Regions from separate parts of the Homo sapiens genome. Here region 2 is linked to region 1. A link is a loop called in an ENCODE intact Hi-C map of the cell type or tissue named here. Cell type or tissue: heart right ventricle. All regions are shown on one strand.

Region 1 (8,000 bases):
CCTCGTGATCTGCCCACCTCGGCCTCCCAAGGTGCTGGGATTACAGGCGTGAGCCACTGTGCCCGGCCATGTGTGTGTATTTTTATATACATATGTATACACATATATACAATAAAATTCAGGATTTTCAGCCATTATTCCTTTGGACAGGTTTTTTTCCCCTTTCTCTCTTCACCCTCTAGGACTCTCTTAATACTCATATTGGTTCACCTGATGGTATCCCATAAGTCTCTTTGGCTTTCTTCACTCTTTTTCTTTTTGCTCCTCTGACTGGATAATTTAAAATGACCTGTCTTGTTCACTGATTATTTCTTCTGCTTGATCAAGTCTGCTTTTGAATCTCACTAGTGAATTTTTAGTTCAGTCATTGTCTTCAGCTGCAGAATTTCTGTTTGGTTCTTTGCATTGTTTCTATCTTTTCTCTTGAACTTCTTCTTTTGTTTATTACTTGTTTTCCTGATTTCATTTAGTAGTTTATCTGTGTTCTCTTGTAACTCACTGACCTTCTGTAAGATGAGTATTTTTGAATTCTTTATCATGTAATTCACAGATCTCCATTTCTTTTGGATTGGTTACTAGAGATTCACTTTGTTCCTTTGATTGTCATATTTTCCTGATTCTTCACATTTCTTATAGGTTTGCATTGTTGTCTAAATATTTGAAGAAGCAGATACTTCTCTCAGTCTTTATGGACAAATTTTGATCGGGCGAGAGCTTTACCAGTTCAGTGCTTAATTTGAAGCAACATGGTGACTGACCACTGAGGGAGTGCATTGCAAGACTAAAGCAAGGGTCTCTTCACTCCCTTCCCTCCCACCTAAAGGAAAAGCCTCGTTTATGGTTTTTCCCAATAACCAGAATAGTTCTGGCTTTAAGAGATGCCAGCCCCTTTTCTTAGTTACTAATTGTCCCAGGAGGCTGAGATCTGTCACATTCAGGATTTGCTATGAAGAGATGGAAACCAGCTCCATAGAGGGCAACCTAAGATGCTGCAGATAGACCCCCTTCACTTCCTTCCCTCCTTTGTGGAGGAAAAATATCAGTTCTGTGCCTATTCCTAATCTTAAAGAGCAGTATCAGGTGTAAAGGGCTCACTCTCTCAGGGAACCAGGCTCTAGAGATCATCCAGTGCTTACTCTGATGCAAAATGAAAACTGGCCTTATAGAGGGTGCTCTGAGAGGCCAGAAGGCCAAACAGCCAGGCTCACCCTCCAAACAAATCCCCTGCCCCACAGGAGAAATCTTGGGCTGAGGTATCTTCTCAGTGTTTAGCTAAGGCAGTTTGCAGAAGTAACTGATGTGGGTAACGTGAAATTGCTCTTCTTAACCAGATAAATGTTACTGCTCTCTGTTTATGCTCCTGTCGAGTGCTTCTGCTTTTTAGTTGGGTTCTGAATTTCTTCAAGGTATTTTTGTATCAACATCATTCTTTTATCAGTGTTTCTGTGGAGGAATGTGCGGTTCAGCTTCCTATGCCATCATCTGTCTGACATCTTCAGAAAAATGTTTTTTAAAAACCAAAAGAGAATGAAAAATAACTGATCTTTTAAAGCTGTGTCAAAATGTTGATATTTGTTCAAACGTGCACCTCAGAATTGTCAGTGGCAGGAACACGAAGACAAAGCAGTGGGTTCAAACAGCTTTGCTATGAGTCTAGGGGTTCCTAAGGAGAACTTATGCTGAGTCATGTAAAATATTAAAGGGAAGGATAAAAGAAAATAGCAATAAGGTAGGTGTTAAACAACCAGAACTTAGATGAGAAATTAGGCATGGCAGAAAAAGAAGAAAGGAGAAAATATGGGGACTCCTGCAGAGCAAGAAATGGCAGGCCTGGTAACAGCCTCAGCATGTGAATGGGTGAAAATAAGAGTGATGTTTAAAATTACCTCTTGGACTGCCAACCTGAGGACACATCACACTGTTGGAGGAGATTGAGTCTCAGTAATGCATATTTGAGAAAAACTTGTTATGACTTCATCATCCTAAAGTTGAACAAAGACAGGGCTTCTAATAAAGAGAAATGTCCTATATCACCAAGACAGATTCAGAGATAAAAATGAGATGTAGAGGAATTCTTTCCTTGTAAGTTTTAGGAAAAAAAATCTGAAAGGAAGTAAGGCTTCAATGAGAACAAATGCAAAGGAACAGGAACTGTGAGTGGGACCAATGTTCAGGCAAATATTTTATAACATTGTAAGCAGTAAAATACCCAGTACATAGTAAACCTCACAAAATAGCAGATACAATTACCTGTGCACAAATTTTAGCTCACCAACTAAATTAAGAGGTCATTCTAAAAATTGCTATTAATATTCTCCCTTCAAAGTACATAGTATATTACCTTGTCTTTAGAGACTGCTCAACAAATGTCTGTTGAATAAATGAAGATAGTTAATAAGTCCATTTTATCCTTCCTAAATGCCACCTTCATTGGTAATAATACTTTTCTTTCCTTCTCTCTCTAGCCTTTTCAACTATAAATAGGAAAGAACAGGCTATGACTAACCACAAACTAGATTATTTCTCCCTATGAAATGAGTTCATTTGGACTCACAGACTGTTACAAGTAGAAGGAATTTTAGAAATCATGAAATCTAGGAGTTTTTAGGTCGTGCTCCATTATTCGACGTTGGGGTGGGGAAGGACCTATACTCAACTTTAATAAGTAACTCAGCTCTTATCTGTTTTATATATTGGTCTTTCTAGTAAAATTTTATTTGCTCAAAGCTTGTGAAGCTGAGCAAAATCTAAAAATGATCGAATCTGAAACTCTCACTTCATAAAGAGATAGCAGCTAAGAGAGATGCATAGCTGTAACTAAAAAAGTTTTTCTGTATAAAAAACAGTATTTATTCCTAGCACATCAAGCAGCCCCTAATTTGGGATATGTTTTTTCAAGTCAATTTTATGTAGACTTGCCAGATAAAACACCAGATGTCCAATTAAATTTGAATTTCAGATAAACAACAAAAAATGTTTCATATAGGTATGTCTCAAATACAGCTGCACTTATCCCACTGTCCAAACACCTGGGTCCATAAACACTCCATCTTAGAAGCTGTTGTAGCATCTATGCTTTCAGTGTATTGCTATCAAGAGACTATTTCTCACTCTCAGTTTGAACTGTAAAAACTCAGCCCATAAATCATACTCTCAGGTGTGCTATCATGGACTGACTCAGGATCAAACAGCCATTACCACAATAATCCTGACCACACGTTAGGGCAAAATGAGTGATTTCCTTTTGAAATTGGAAGGTATAACTGATCAGTGTTACCTTAAATATAATACTCTGCACATGTTCACAATTTAGTGGATCAGGTGGATGTGCGCTGATGTGAATGTATGTCTGTTTAAGGAAGTTGTAACATTTGTGCTGTTAACTTTTGGTGCCAACTGGACAATCAAACTTTAAATCATCCATTGCTTTCTTGTCATAGGCATCAAAATACTTTCCTTTCCAAGTAAACTATCTCTTCACTTCCAATTCCATTCAATAATGGGCTTCATTACAAATTCCATTTGCCAAGCATAGTGCTGGACATAAAGGTCTCCCTCCTTAATGTGCACTCATTCAGAAAAGGAGTCAAATGTGAAATATACAAATATAGTGTAATGTGCTATTCTGTGCAGGAGACGCGTGAAGAGAAAAGAAAAGGCACACACACAATACCTTTGAGGGTAAACAACCTTTATCCCACATAAATGGCAATGCAGATACAATAAGCAAATGATATAATAAGCAAATTGATATAATAAGCTAATTGCAATGGGAAAGGGAGAAGGGAAAACATATAGATACACATTCACCAGACTATGGAGGAATCATCACCAGACTGGGAAGCAACAGCCTGGGCTCCAGAGTCAGCCACCCATCCATGCACAGACGAGGAGAGGTCTCATGAAGATTCAGCATGGTCTGGGACCCTAGCTCTTTTTGTAATGAGTTGTTTGGCATGAGGCCCAGTCATGAGGGCCCTTCACGACTTGGCTCAAGGAGCACAAAAAGGTCAACTTGTTTTTGCGATTGTTTGTTGTTTTTCGATAACTAACATATAGGAATAGATTGAAATAGAGATTTCTCTGAAACAGTGCTGAATGAATGCCTCAAGGGGCTCACACAACCTGTTCCAGGACTTGGTGACTACTGTTTGTGTCCACGTTCAATTGAGTTCAAATTTAATATTTAACTTTTCCTCCACATGTGCTGAGTGCTATAATGGGGTAAATAAGAACCACTATGAGCACAGAAAAGGCATGTGAGACAGAAGTAAAGTGGGAGTTAAACAAAGATGAAAGAAGAAAGTGGATCTACAGGGACCGTACAGAATGATCAAAGGCTCAGAATCATGAAATGCCATAGCGTGCTCAAGAAACTATGAATAGGTTGATGTTGCTCAAATGTAAAGTTCAAGAGGAAGAAGAAAACGACAACTAAGCTAAAAATCTAGAGTAACTTTACAACATAAAACACTAAATCACTAGAAAAGCTTTAGCCAGGAAAGTGAAATGGTTCTTTTCTTTATTAAATTACCCAGTCTCAGATATTCCCTTATGGCAATGCAAATGCACTAAGATAGTTTGGATATAAAAATTTGAGACATGGCCAGAAGCGGTGGCTCATGCCTGTAATCCCAGCATTTTGGGAGGCCGAGGTAGGTGGATGACTTGAGGTCAGGAGTTCAAGGCCAGCCTGGCCAACCCTGTCTCTACTAAGAATACAGAAATTAGCTGGACATGGTGGCACACGCTTATAATCCCAGCTACTGGGGAGGCTGAGGTGGGACGATCGCTTGAACTCGGTAGGCAGAAGTTGCAGTAAGCCGAGATCGCACCACTGCACTCCAGCCTAGGTGACGAAGAGTTGAAGAGTGAGACTCCATTTCAAAAAAAAAAAATTGAGACATGAGTTTTGGATAAAGCTGCCTGGAAGCAGTATGGAAAAGGATGGAGGTTGGAGTAAAGGAAAGAGGGTGTGGTCTGGTCTTGCTCACCCTTGTATCCCCAGCCCTAGCACACTGAGTGGCACAGTGTAGGCACTCAATAAATAGTTGTCAAAAATACAGAATGAGAAACATAATGTACAGGAAGAAAAGACACTTTAATGAGTTTATTTGCAGATACGGTGAATTAGAAGTAACTGCAAAAATCCAGGGAGAGAACGCTGGAAAATTTGGAAGATTAGGTTTGTGCTATGGTTTGGATATTTGACTTCTCCAAACTTCATGTTGAAATTTGATCCCCAATGTTGGAGGAGAGGCCATTAATGGGAGGTGTTTGGGTCATGGGCAGATCCCTCAATAATGTCTTGCAGCCTGTCCTCACAGTAATGAGTGAGTTCTAGTGCTAGCTCTATTAGTTCCTGCCAGAGCTGGTTGTTAAAAAGAGTCTGGCACCTCCCCACTCTCTCTCTCGCTTCCTTTTTCACCATGTTATCTCTGCACACAGAAGCTCCCCTTCACCTTCTGCCTTGGTTGGAAGCAGCCTGAAGCCCTTACCAGAAGTAGATGCAGGTACTATGCTTCTTGTACAGCCTGAAGAACCATAAGCCAAGTAAAGCTCTTTCCTTTATAAATGACCCAGTCTCAGATATTCCTCTACAGCAACATAAACAGACTAAGACAGTTTAGAAATAAAAATCTGAAAGTTATCCAGCACATAGTTAAATGCATAAAAGTAAGAAGTGTGTCAGAAACAGACCCCAGTGAAATTCAACATTTAATGAGATTTACTTCCTTCTACTTCTCAGTCAATCACTTTTGCCTTACCTAAGTAGACCATCACTGTCCCCCATGCTGCTTACAGGACTGGCATATGACACGGCCCCAGGGGACATATTTCTATGTTTTGCTCCAGGGAAGGCCAACCTTTTGTCTTTATGACCTTCCAAGGCAGAATCACGTGCCTATAACATATTGCAAGTAAAGGCAAAAACTGCAATTACTTTTGCACCAACCTAATATTTTCCCCCATTTGCCAATTCAGTTCTCTCCAGTTCTTTAAACAGCCTGTGAGCTCATGGAAATCCTCTTCCATGAAATTCTCCTGCTGTGAACCACAGAATGGCAACATTCCTGAATATCCTCACCATCAAATAACAAATTACCAACCTGCTTTTCAAAATGTGAAACTCTTACCCTTTCTCAGTTCTTTTTCCAATTAGATACCTTTGTTTGTTGTTTACCCTTTAGATCAAATTTGGCCTGTCATAATGCAAACACCTTGTTGTCTGTTGCTATTTCATTTATTGTTTCTAGTGATGTATTTGCTCTGACCTGGTGCCTACCCTGAAGAAATCACAGCCTGCGTCAAGTAGAACAACAGACAGCCTGGATTTTCTAGCACAATTCTGTTGAAAATATTCACCCCATAATCAGGTGTTATGTCAAACTGTGCCTTTGGCTCAGGAAATGTTGTTAGGGCATGAACACTTGGCAGATTGCCTGGTATTGACAATTTAGGCACTTAATACATGCTTTTTAGAAATAACAACAAAGAAGCTTAAACTTCTAAAGTCTTAGCTTTGTCTAAAGCCCACAGGGCTTCTTTAGAAAGGATAATGTCTAAAGTCAACATTATAAATATATTTATGGTCTATATGCCAATATAGTAACTTCTCAGTGATGGATCAGTTAGGAATAAAATTTATCTGAGAACAATAGGAAGCCTGATCAACAGTTGCTTTTCCCCTCATAGCAAGTGCAAACATAGGCAGTCCCCCGTCAGCATAGCAACTGCTCAGAGTTGCCATAAAAGAGGGACCCAGGCTGCTCTCACCTGTCCATTCTGCCCTTCTTTGTTACACTGGCTTTTGTCCTCACACTTGTCATCCCATGGACAGTGGTGGCTGCTCCACTTCTAAGTTTCATGTCTCCGGGAAGATAGTAGCAAGAGGTCGGGAGTGGAGGGACAAGGGAAAAAGACATTTCTTGTACTGAGGTATTGTCATTTTATTCAGGAAGGGAAGTCCTCCTTAGTGATTTCACTTACATCTCATTGACCATCTCTCCCTACAAGGGAACAGAGAGACGGAGTTTGTAGTTTTACAGCTTCTATGACAGAGCTAGACAAATGAGATGAAAGAAATGAAAGTGGGAGTTGCCAATCAAGTACTTCAGACTTCAGAAAAAATCAAAACCACATTATTGCATCTGCAGATTTCCTAAAATCCTGTGAGCAACACATCTTACGCTAATTTACTTGTGCTGACGTTGATTTCCATTTGCATAATTCTTGGAGTGATCTTATTTCAAAATTTTCCACTCTATAATATATGAACAATATTACACTTCTCATTTATATGGTCTATTTTATCAAAGTAAACTAGGAAAAGGTTTGAAAATATTTGTACATGCTAATTCAGGTAACTGGATGAAAAAATATATTTTTGGCCATGTGTTATTTTTTAATTAGTTCCTGGAATCTTCCCCAGTGGTGGCAAGAATTTATTTGGTTGGCAAGCAACAGTACCAAAGACAATTTTACCTATCTTTCCACATTTTTGCCCTGTTTAGTATATTACATAAATTGGAGTTGCATATGTAAGGCCAGAGAATGGGTTTTGTCCAGGGTCTTTTTCATTGAGAAGTGCTTTGTCTCCATCTGGTGGACAATCATAACCTCACAATGTTAGCAGTTAGCGGACGCTCTGAAGCCTGGAGGCACATTAGGATCAGAGAGGTGCTTGTAAATAATCTAATACCTACCCCCTCCCCAGACCAACTGAGTCAGAGGGTGTAGGATAGAATCAGGCTTAGTATTTTTTTTAAGACTTGTAGGCAACTTTATTGTGTAAATAAGATTAAGAACCACTGAGTTAGAAAAAGCTCCAGATTAGTGATGAATATTGGACAATTCCTTGTGTAAGACTGCTATAAAGTAAAAAGAGCAATCTATATAGGTAAACTACATAATCTTCCAAAGGCCCTTTTACATCTTCCAGAGCAGAAATCACCAATGAGCGGCTAGCAATGTAAGAAATCTAAATCTAAATCCAAATT
Region 2 (8,000 bases), 1.1 Mb before region 1:
CTTGATTCTTTTTAATCTCTCTATTCCAACACTTTACAGTCTACGGAATACAGAACCCATGACTAACTCCAATAGTTAAAACAGGTTCTCGTCTCTCAAGGCTTTCGCTTCCCTTCGATTTGGGCCATGCTATCCTCCTCCTCCACCTCCACTCCGCTGTGTATGTCCTCTGCCCCCACCTACCCTCTCTCTGTCTAGATAGTATTGTTCCAACACTCCCACGTCCTCCTCCTTCTCCGAGCCTCCACGGCGCTTCCTGTCCGTGCCCCAAATTCCAGTATTTGTTTAGACACTGTCGTGAGAATCAGGAAGGGCTGATAGTAACTTAGAAGCTTAGAAGATTGTACCCTTGGAGTCCAGCTCCGGCTTCTGTCACCTATCAGCTGTAGGCCCCTATGCAAATCCCTCGCCCTCGTTAGGCCTCAGTTCCCTCATTGCAGGAAAGTAGCTGAACCAGATAACAACCCCCAGAACCTTCGAGTTTCCCGCGCTAGGAATCAGACCAACACCTCGGCGGGCATCAGCCTCCAGGGACATCCCAGAGACTCTGGGAGACCTGACCGAGACCCATCAGGAAATAGTTACTCCGGAGTGTGGCCCGATGGTCTGGGTGGCATGAGGTTGGCCAGGCGCGAAGCCGGGGCAACTCACGGTGAGCGGCTGTCTCCACAAGTCCGCGCAGAGCCTTCAGGTCAGAACCCGCTCGCAGGTCCAAATCTGCAAACACCGCCATGCTGAAGTCCCATGACCGTCCGCGCGCGCCAGTCTGCGCAGCCGCTGAGCCCGCCCCTCAGGCATGCTGGGAGCTGTAGTTAACCTGCGCAGTCCGTCTCTACCTCCAGTTGACTAGGGATTCGGAGAAACTTACTTGCTTTGCTTTCATCTACCACCAGAATTTGTGTGTTGAAATCAACAGCTTCATTTCAATCTCTCTTTGTCTTCTTCTGAACGACAATGTTTGGTTCCCCCTGGAGGGGTTCCAATTCCCAACTATTCAATACTCCTATAAAATAGTGTAGAAATGAATTCATTCAAAATGCACGCACACGGTATCTACTTAGTGCTGCTCATGAATCAGAGAATTCTGCTAATGGGTGAAAACGCTATTTAAAGAGTCTTAAAGAACACGTTTTCCTTTCCTTTCCCTAAAGTCCATTCCGTTGTTTACAATGGACTTACCGGGAAGAAGGCGTTTGTGTGTGACGGACTCTAGGACTTCAAAAGAGAACTACCCCAAGACGAGGGTCTTTTTACCCAATCAGAACTGTTGATGTCAAAGCCCGCTATTCTCTGTGGCAGTCAACATCTTCAACCACAAGATGGCGGGACTCGCTCTAGGACGAGCGGTTAGAGCCAACATTGATTTAGCCAAAGACATGTTTGAAAAGGGAGGTGCAAAATTGAGATGTTTTACACTTTTCCAGCTGAGAAATGTACAAGGTGACGCATATCCCACATATCTGATGTTTCCACTTTTTTCCGACTTAGTGTAAATGATCTATTGAGGATAATAATCAATTATACTACAAAAGTGTGACTATAGTTTACATCAGTGCTCTCAAACTACCTGTGATGAAGGATCAGTTTCTCCCTCCTTTTCCTCTACCCCCAAACTCTTCGCGAACCAGGATGTGGTCCTTTATGCATTACCAGTAAGCAGCCTGGCCTCATGGGAATCACAAATTTGACAACACTCGAACTGCCCTATACCTGGCTGAATAGAATCTGCTGATCAGGAGCTTGGATTATCAGGACAATGCCAAAGTACTGTAAACTTTCTAAACATCTTCACTTTTTGTTTGTTTGTTTGTTTTATTAACGTGCGCACAGCAACAACAATCACAGAATTAGAGGCTCGGTCATTTGACCTAGGGAGTATCCTAGTTGGTGGCCTGCTGAGTTTTCGTTTCGTTTTGTTTTGTTTTTAGAGAGAGTATCTCGTTATTGACCAGGATGGACTCTAACGCAAGCAATCCTCTCTCCTAGCTGTGATTACAGGAGCCCACCCACATGCTTCACCCATCAATTTCTCTTATTTACTGATCACAAACAGTTCACAGATAGTCTCTCGTCTATGGACCACACCTTAACTAGTACTCCTTTATGCGATTTTCTTGTCGGTCTCAGAAGGGAGGAAGGATCTGTTCCATGCAGTAGCATGCAATTCTCTTCTTGGTTAACTTTTGTAAAGAAGAGATATTTTGCCTTTTCCAGTACTTGATATTTCCTAAGTGGGAGTAGAAGAGAATATTACTTCTGCAAATAGAATAAGGTCATATGAAGCAAACGCTTTGTTTTTCATGAGAATATCTAGTGTTAATTTTGCAGGGTCACACAGGCATCATCACCTATGACCATAACAATCTAGATTGGTCAGAAATATGACCAATGTGTGGTGAAGGTGAATAAGGTGATAGTTCAATTATTTTTTCATTTTTAGTTGACACATTGTAATTATACATATTTATAGGGTACAATTTCATGTTCTGATACATGTATATGTTGTATAATGAACAAATCAAGGTAATTAGCATATTCATCACCTCATGCATTTTTGGTGATAACATTAAAAAAAACTCTTCTAGCTGTTTCGTGATATATAAACAATACCTTACTGTTAACCATAGTCACCTTGTGTGCAATACAACATCAGAACTTATTCCTCCTATCTAACTTTGTACCTGTTGACCAACCTCTCCCCATCCTCCTCCCTCAATCCCTCCCTCAATACCAATCAGTTGGCTATAGGTGCATGCATTTATTTTTGGTCTCTCTATTCTGTTACATTATTGGTCTATGTGTCTGTTTTTCTGCCAGTACCATGCTGTTTTGGGTACTATAGCTTTGTAGCATATTTTTAAGTCAGGCTTTGTGATATCTCCAGCTTTGCTCTTTTTGCTCAGGACTGCTCTTGCTGTTTGAGGACTTTCGTGGTTCCACACAAACTTCAGGATTTTAAAAAATATTTCTGTGAGGAATGTCATTGGTATTTTCATAGGGATTGCATGGAATCTGTAGATCGTTCTGGATAGTATGTCTACTTCAACAATATTATTTCAGTTCATGAACATGGGATATCTTTTCACTTATTTGTGTCATCTTTATTTCCTTAATTTTTTTTATTGTACAGATCTTTCACCTTCTTGGTTAAGTTTATTCCTAGGTATCTTTTTTTGTAGCTATTGTAAATGGAATTGTTTTCTTGATCTTTTTAGATAGTTCCCTATTAGCATACAGAATGCTACTGTTTTTTTGTATGTCAATTTTGTATCCTGCAACTTCACTGAATTTACTTGCTAGTTTTAAATGGTGGAGTTTTTTTGGGGGAGCCTTTAGGGTTTTCCATGTATAAGATCATGTTGTCTGCAAACAGTAATGATTTGAGTTCCTCCTTTCCAATTTGGATGTCTTTTATTTCTTTTTCTTGCCTAATTGCTGTGGCTAGGAGACTGTTTAATTATCTGATGCTAGTATGAGACTAAAGTGGGCTTCTTTGAAAGTCACAGAACTTTTGCTGTGGACTGTACCATATAAACTTCTTTTCTTCTCTGCACCCTAAGCCTGGGTGAAGAGGAAGAGAAGAGGTAAGAAAGAATAGGAATAGATAACAATCAGTATTTAGCACTATACTGAGGGCCAGCGAATTTGCTAAGTACTTATGTATGTATCTTATTTTCAAAGCAGCTGTGTGTTAAATGCTGTTTTTTATTTTTGTTTTATTACTGTTTTCAGATCTAGACTTGCAGAAGTACTGTTTTTTACTTTTTGTTATTTTGTTTTTAAAATCAATATCCATTTTTTATATCTGAGAAAACTAAGGCATTATTAGTGGTAGAACTACATGTGGATGGAGGCAATTTGTTTCAGTTCTTGCCTAGTGTACTGCTTCCTGAGCAAAGCAAGCAGAGACTAGAGTTGTTTGGGAGGGAGGAGGAGAAGAAGAGAAAAGAAGAGAAGGGAGACCAGAGAGGAGAGAAGGAGAGTAGAGGAAAGGAGAAGTAGGAAGGGAGAAGGAAGGAAAGGAAAGAAGTGGAAGAGGGGAGAGAGAAGTGGAGAGAAGAAAAAGACAAGACAGAATAGGGGAGATGAACAGGGAAGAGGGGTCAGAAGTTGGCCTGAAGGGATGGCTGTGGCAACAAGTATCTGCACCTTGAAGAAGACCATAGAAATTTCTGACTGGAAGATAATAGTACTGTTTAAGACTGGTAGCAGTGGCTCACACCTGTAATCCCAGCACTTTGGGAGGCTGAGGCAGGAGAATCACTTGAAGCCAATTCACGACTAGCGTGGGCAACAAAGTGAGACCCTGTCTCTACAAAAAATAAATTAGCCAGAAGTGGTGGCACACACCTGTAGTCTGAATTACTGGGGAGGCTGAGGTGGGAGGATCCCTTGAGCCCAGGAGTTCCATGTTATTATACAATGAGCTATGGATTGCACCACTGCACCCTGGTGTGGGTGACAGAATGAGACCTGTCTCTTAAAAATCCTAGCTACTTGGGAGGCTGAGGCAGTAGAATTTCTTGAACCTGGGAGGCAGAGGTTACAGTGAGCAGAGATTGCACCATTACACTCCAGCCTGGGCAACAAGAGTGAAACTCCGTCTCAAAAAAAAAAAAAAAGTACTGTATAATTATGATAAGCATTTTACATCAGTTATCTGATTTGATCCTTACAATAGCCAATGAGAGAGATATTGTTATTCCCATTATATCAAGGAGAAGTCCTGGGCTCAGATAGGATGGCTCTTGAGTCATTTCTTCTTCTGCGGGAAGCCTAGAAAAAGAGGATGGTTTTTCACATCCAACGCAATCATTGAGCCCTTCTCATCCTCCCAGAAGAGCTCTCTTTTCTGGGCTGTGTGTGGGCTTGGGTGTGTGCTTGATTAGTCTTTGGCCTTATCCTAAGTTTATTCCATTCACCCCTCCTGAGTGAACTGAAAAATGCTCCACCCAACCCCTGTCCTCTTGCAGCTTAAGGCCGAGGGGGAGCCAGGCAAGAAAACCATATTATAAAATGATTTAGCCAGATGTATTGGGAGCACAAAGCAGAGATTTATCTCCCAGATTGAGAGGGAAGTTTGGGAGATCTGAAGGGAAAAAATGGCAGTTTCCTTGAGGGAGTAATGCTTGAATTAAATTTTGACACATGGAAGTGGAAGAGGAACATACATGAGACAGAGATCTAGGGTGTTGAGGGTATATCCAGAGCTGGCACAAAGTAGGTGGTACTCAGCCAAAAGTAACTGATTGAATAAATGAACTCATGGCCTCTTGTTTGACTTTGTTCCCATATCAACAGAATTGTAGCACTGTTGGATGTATTATTTAATCACCTGGCCAGAAATTCACTGAACTGTGCACATGGTGCACTAGTGTGATACACCAGCAACTGAAACAGAACCATCCTCTGTGTCCCACATGGTGGGACACTTATAGGAGCTCTTGGGGAGACTAAAAGAAGATGCCTTAACTCCAGGCTGATATTACAGTTGCCCTATTCATCACATATCTGGAAGTTTGTGCAGTGAACCATCTGCCCAGCCTTTCCCAGAAGCCCTCATAAAGCAGACCAGAGGGGTTAATTGCTAAACCTAGAACTCTAGTGGCACTCCATAGGACATCACCAATCCAGGGAGCTGCTCACAGCTCACAGTGATTCCTTCCTCATCTTCTTACCTTCCCCCAGAAACTCTTGTTACTGACCTGATATCATAAAAATTTGTCCACTTTCTGTGCTGGGGTAATCTGCCCCTGCTTGCAATATTAGTTTTCTTTTGAAGTGCAGGTAAATGAAAGTGAAATTTTTTTACACTCATGTTTCTATTAAAAATTGGAAAATGAGACAGATGTAGGCTTGTATTTACAAAAATTTGCATAAGAACATGCTTGATTGTGAAAATAAAGAGTAGTCCTACCTCTTTAAGATGTAAAGTGTGCCTGATTTTTTAAAAAAAATACAATTTAAGGAGCCATTATGAAAGAAATCAAAGGAAGAATTATGACTGGTATAGGGAAAAGATGCATGATGATAGACTTAAATGTAAAGAAGAGGACTGAAATTTCAACAGGATTTTTGAAAAACAAATAGAATAAATGATGGTATTAGGATTCTCCAGAGAAAAAGAATCAACGTGTTTGTGTGTGTGTGTGTAGAGTGACAGCGAGAGAGAGATTTATTTTAAGGAATTAGCTCAAGTGATTATGGAGGCTGACAAGTCCTAAGATCTGCAGTCAGCAAGCTGGAGATCCAGGGCAGCTGATGGTGTCATTCCGGTCTGAGTCTAAAGGCCCGAGAACCAGAATTGCTGATGGTGTAGTTCCAGGTAGGCTGGCTCAAGAAAGAGCTGACATTTCAATTTGAGTCCAAAGGCAGGGAAAAGCTGATGTTCCAGATCAAAGGCAGTCAGGCAAAGGAATCTTCCCTTTCTCAGGGGATAGTCAGCTTTCTGTTCAGGCCTTCAACTGATTGGATGAGGCCCACCCACATTAGGGAGGGCAATCTGCTTTTCTCAGTCTACCTATTCAAATGTCAATCTCCTCCAGAAACATGCTCACAGACACACCCAGAATAATGTTTGACCAAATATCTGTGCACCCCATGGCCCAGTCAAGTTGAAACATAAAATTAACTTTCACAGTGATGCTGTCTAGAAATGCTTACATATTAAGTGAAAAAAAAATTGCTCAGGCAACAAAAACTTTGTATCAAAGGCAAGTTTAAAAAGAAAGTTTATTGGAGGCAAAAGAAAGCACAAGTCCTAAACAGAAACTAACATTTACAAATGTAATATCTGTAGCTTTTACTGCTCAGTATGTTGTAAATATGGCTTAGAGCTTGCAAGACAAGTTATATGAAAAAACCTAAGTTATTTCTGGCATTTTTTCGTTGCAGCTGATAAGTGTATAGAAACCTAAAAGCTATTTGTGTTGGAGAGTATTTTGAAATGACTAAAAATTTTTTTTGGAAATGGCGCTTCAAAAAGGCACATTAGGAAGTAGCTTATTTTTGTGTATGGAGAAGAGGTTTTTTTTTTTTTGTTTTTTGTTTTTTTTAGAATTTTAAAGTACACTTTTCAGAATTGGTAACCATGGCTACGGATGGGACTCCAGTAGGGGTCAGTGTTACCATCAGACTTATGAAATATAAGCACGATGTAACAAGATTTTGTCAAGACACAGAATTTAAGCCAATTTATTGTACCATTAACAAGAAACCACTTTGAGCTCTAAATTTAAAAGCCATACCAATAATAGCTAAGGCACTAACCATGGCCCACACAGTTCATGCTCCAAATAGCTACAGTGGATGTTGAGAACTCAATTTTGAGCGGCTGAAAGAAATTTACTTATTAATGTCATCAAGGTTAAAATATCCATCTTGGCTCACCAGTGATGGCTGAATCAAAGATTTGGTTCTTGTGGTTGATGATATAACCCCTGCCCCTTAAAAAAATCATATAAGCAGATTTATTCATATATAACAAAATTACATCTTTGGGAAACTCATCTGGGTAGGAATGATCTAGCCCATTTTTTGCACTGAAACTGGTTTTCAGATATGAAAATTATGGACTAACCCTTTATTGCAGCACCAAATTGTGAAGTCGAAGACTATGATCCAAAAAAGACACTCTGATTTAAACCTTTAGACTTGATGATAATATTGCTTAATTTGCCTTTTTCAATTGCTACTGCTAGTGCGAATAAAAATTACAAAAGGAAGTTTTTGAACAGCAGTGCATTGTATTGAGAACTTAAAATGATAATATTGGAACACTAGAATTTTACAAATATCTTGCCAGTAATTAGTCTAAATTGGAGATTAGTAAACTATGGTCCATGGGTGAAATCCGGTTTGCCACCTGTTTTTGTATGCCTCGCAAGCTAAGAATCATTTTTAGATTTTTAAGTATTTGAAAAAACATTTAAATGTGTTATTGAACAATTAGTGTCAGTCAACAACTTATTTTAGAAAAATAATGTGACCCTTCTTGCGCA

The links. Hi-C counts contacts between places; a loop is a spot of excess contacts. Peaks named below come from ENCODE experiments on the same cell type or tissue, not always from the same donor. Only the 100,000 strongest peaks of a DNase experiment are listed, where the experiment ranks them.
Region 2: it touches region 1 in a loop (14-fold over the local background); 73 of 110 quality-filtered maps call a loop at or near these places.

What each region holds. Positions count from the first base shown.
Region 1 is chr10:89,793,450-89,801,449 of GRCh38, reverse strand. No RefSeq gene overlaps it. Among named protein-coding and RNA genes, the nearest start is that of LINC00865, 32 kb to the left of the region's middle. RefSeq lists a silencer at 7,502-7,551. In heart right ventricle, CTCF peaks have their summits at 7,401 and 7,601 (motif pointing left); no DNase peak of the experiment used is centred here; H3K27me3 peaks cover 782 bases.
Region 2 is chr10:90,864,720-90,872,719 of GRCh38, reverse strand. RPP30 (ribonuclease P/MRP subunit p30) reads right to left here and starts at 746. Exons shown (of 11, transcript NM_006413.5): 1 at 652-746. The coding sequence starts at 733. RefSeq lists enhancers at 436-495, 626-895, 614-908. In heart right ventricle, CTCF peaks have their summits at 1,326 (motif pointing right) and 7,099 (motif pointing right); DNase peaks (open chromatin) are centred at 759 and 1,299; H3K4me3 peaks cover 1,613 bases; H3K27ac peaks cover 1,043 bases; H3K27me3 peaks cover 1,127 bases.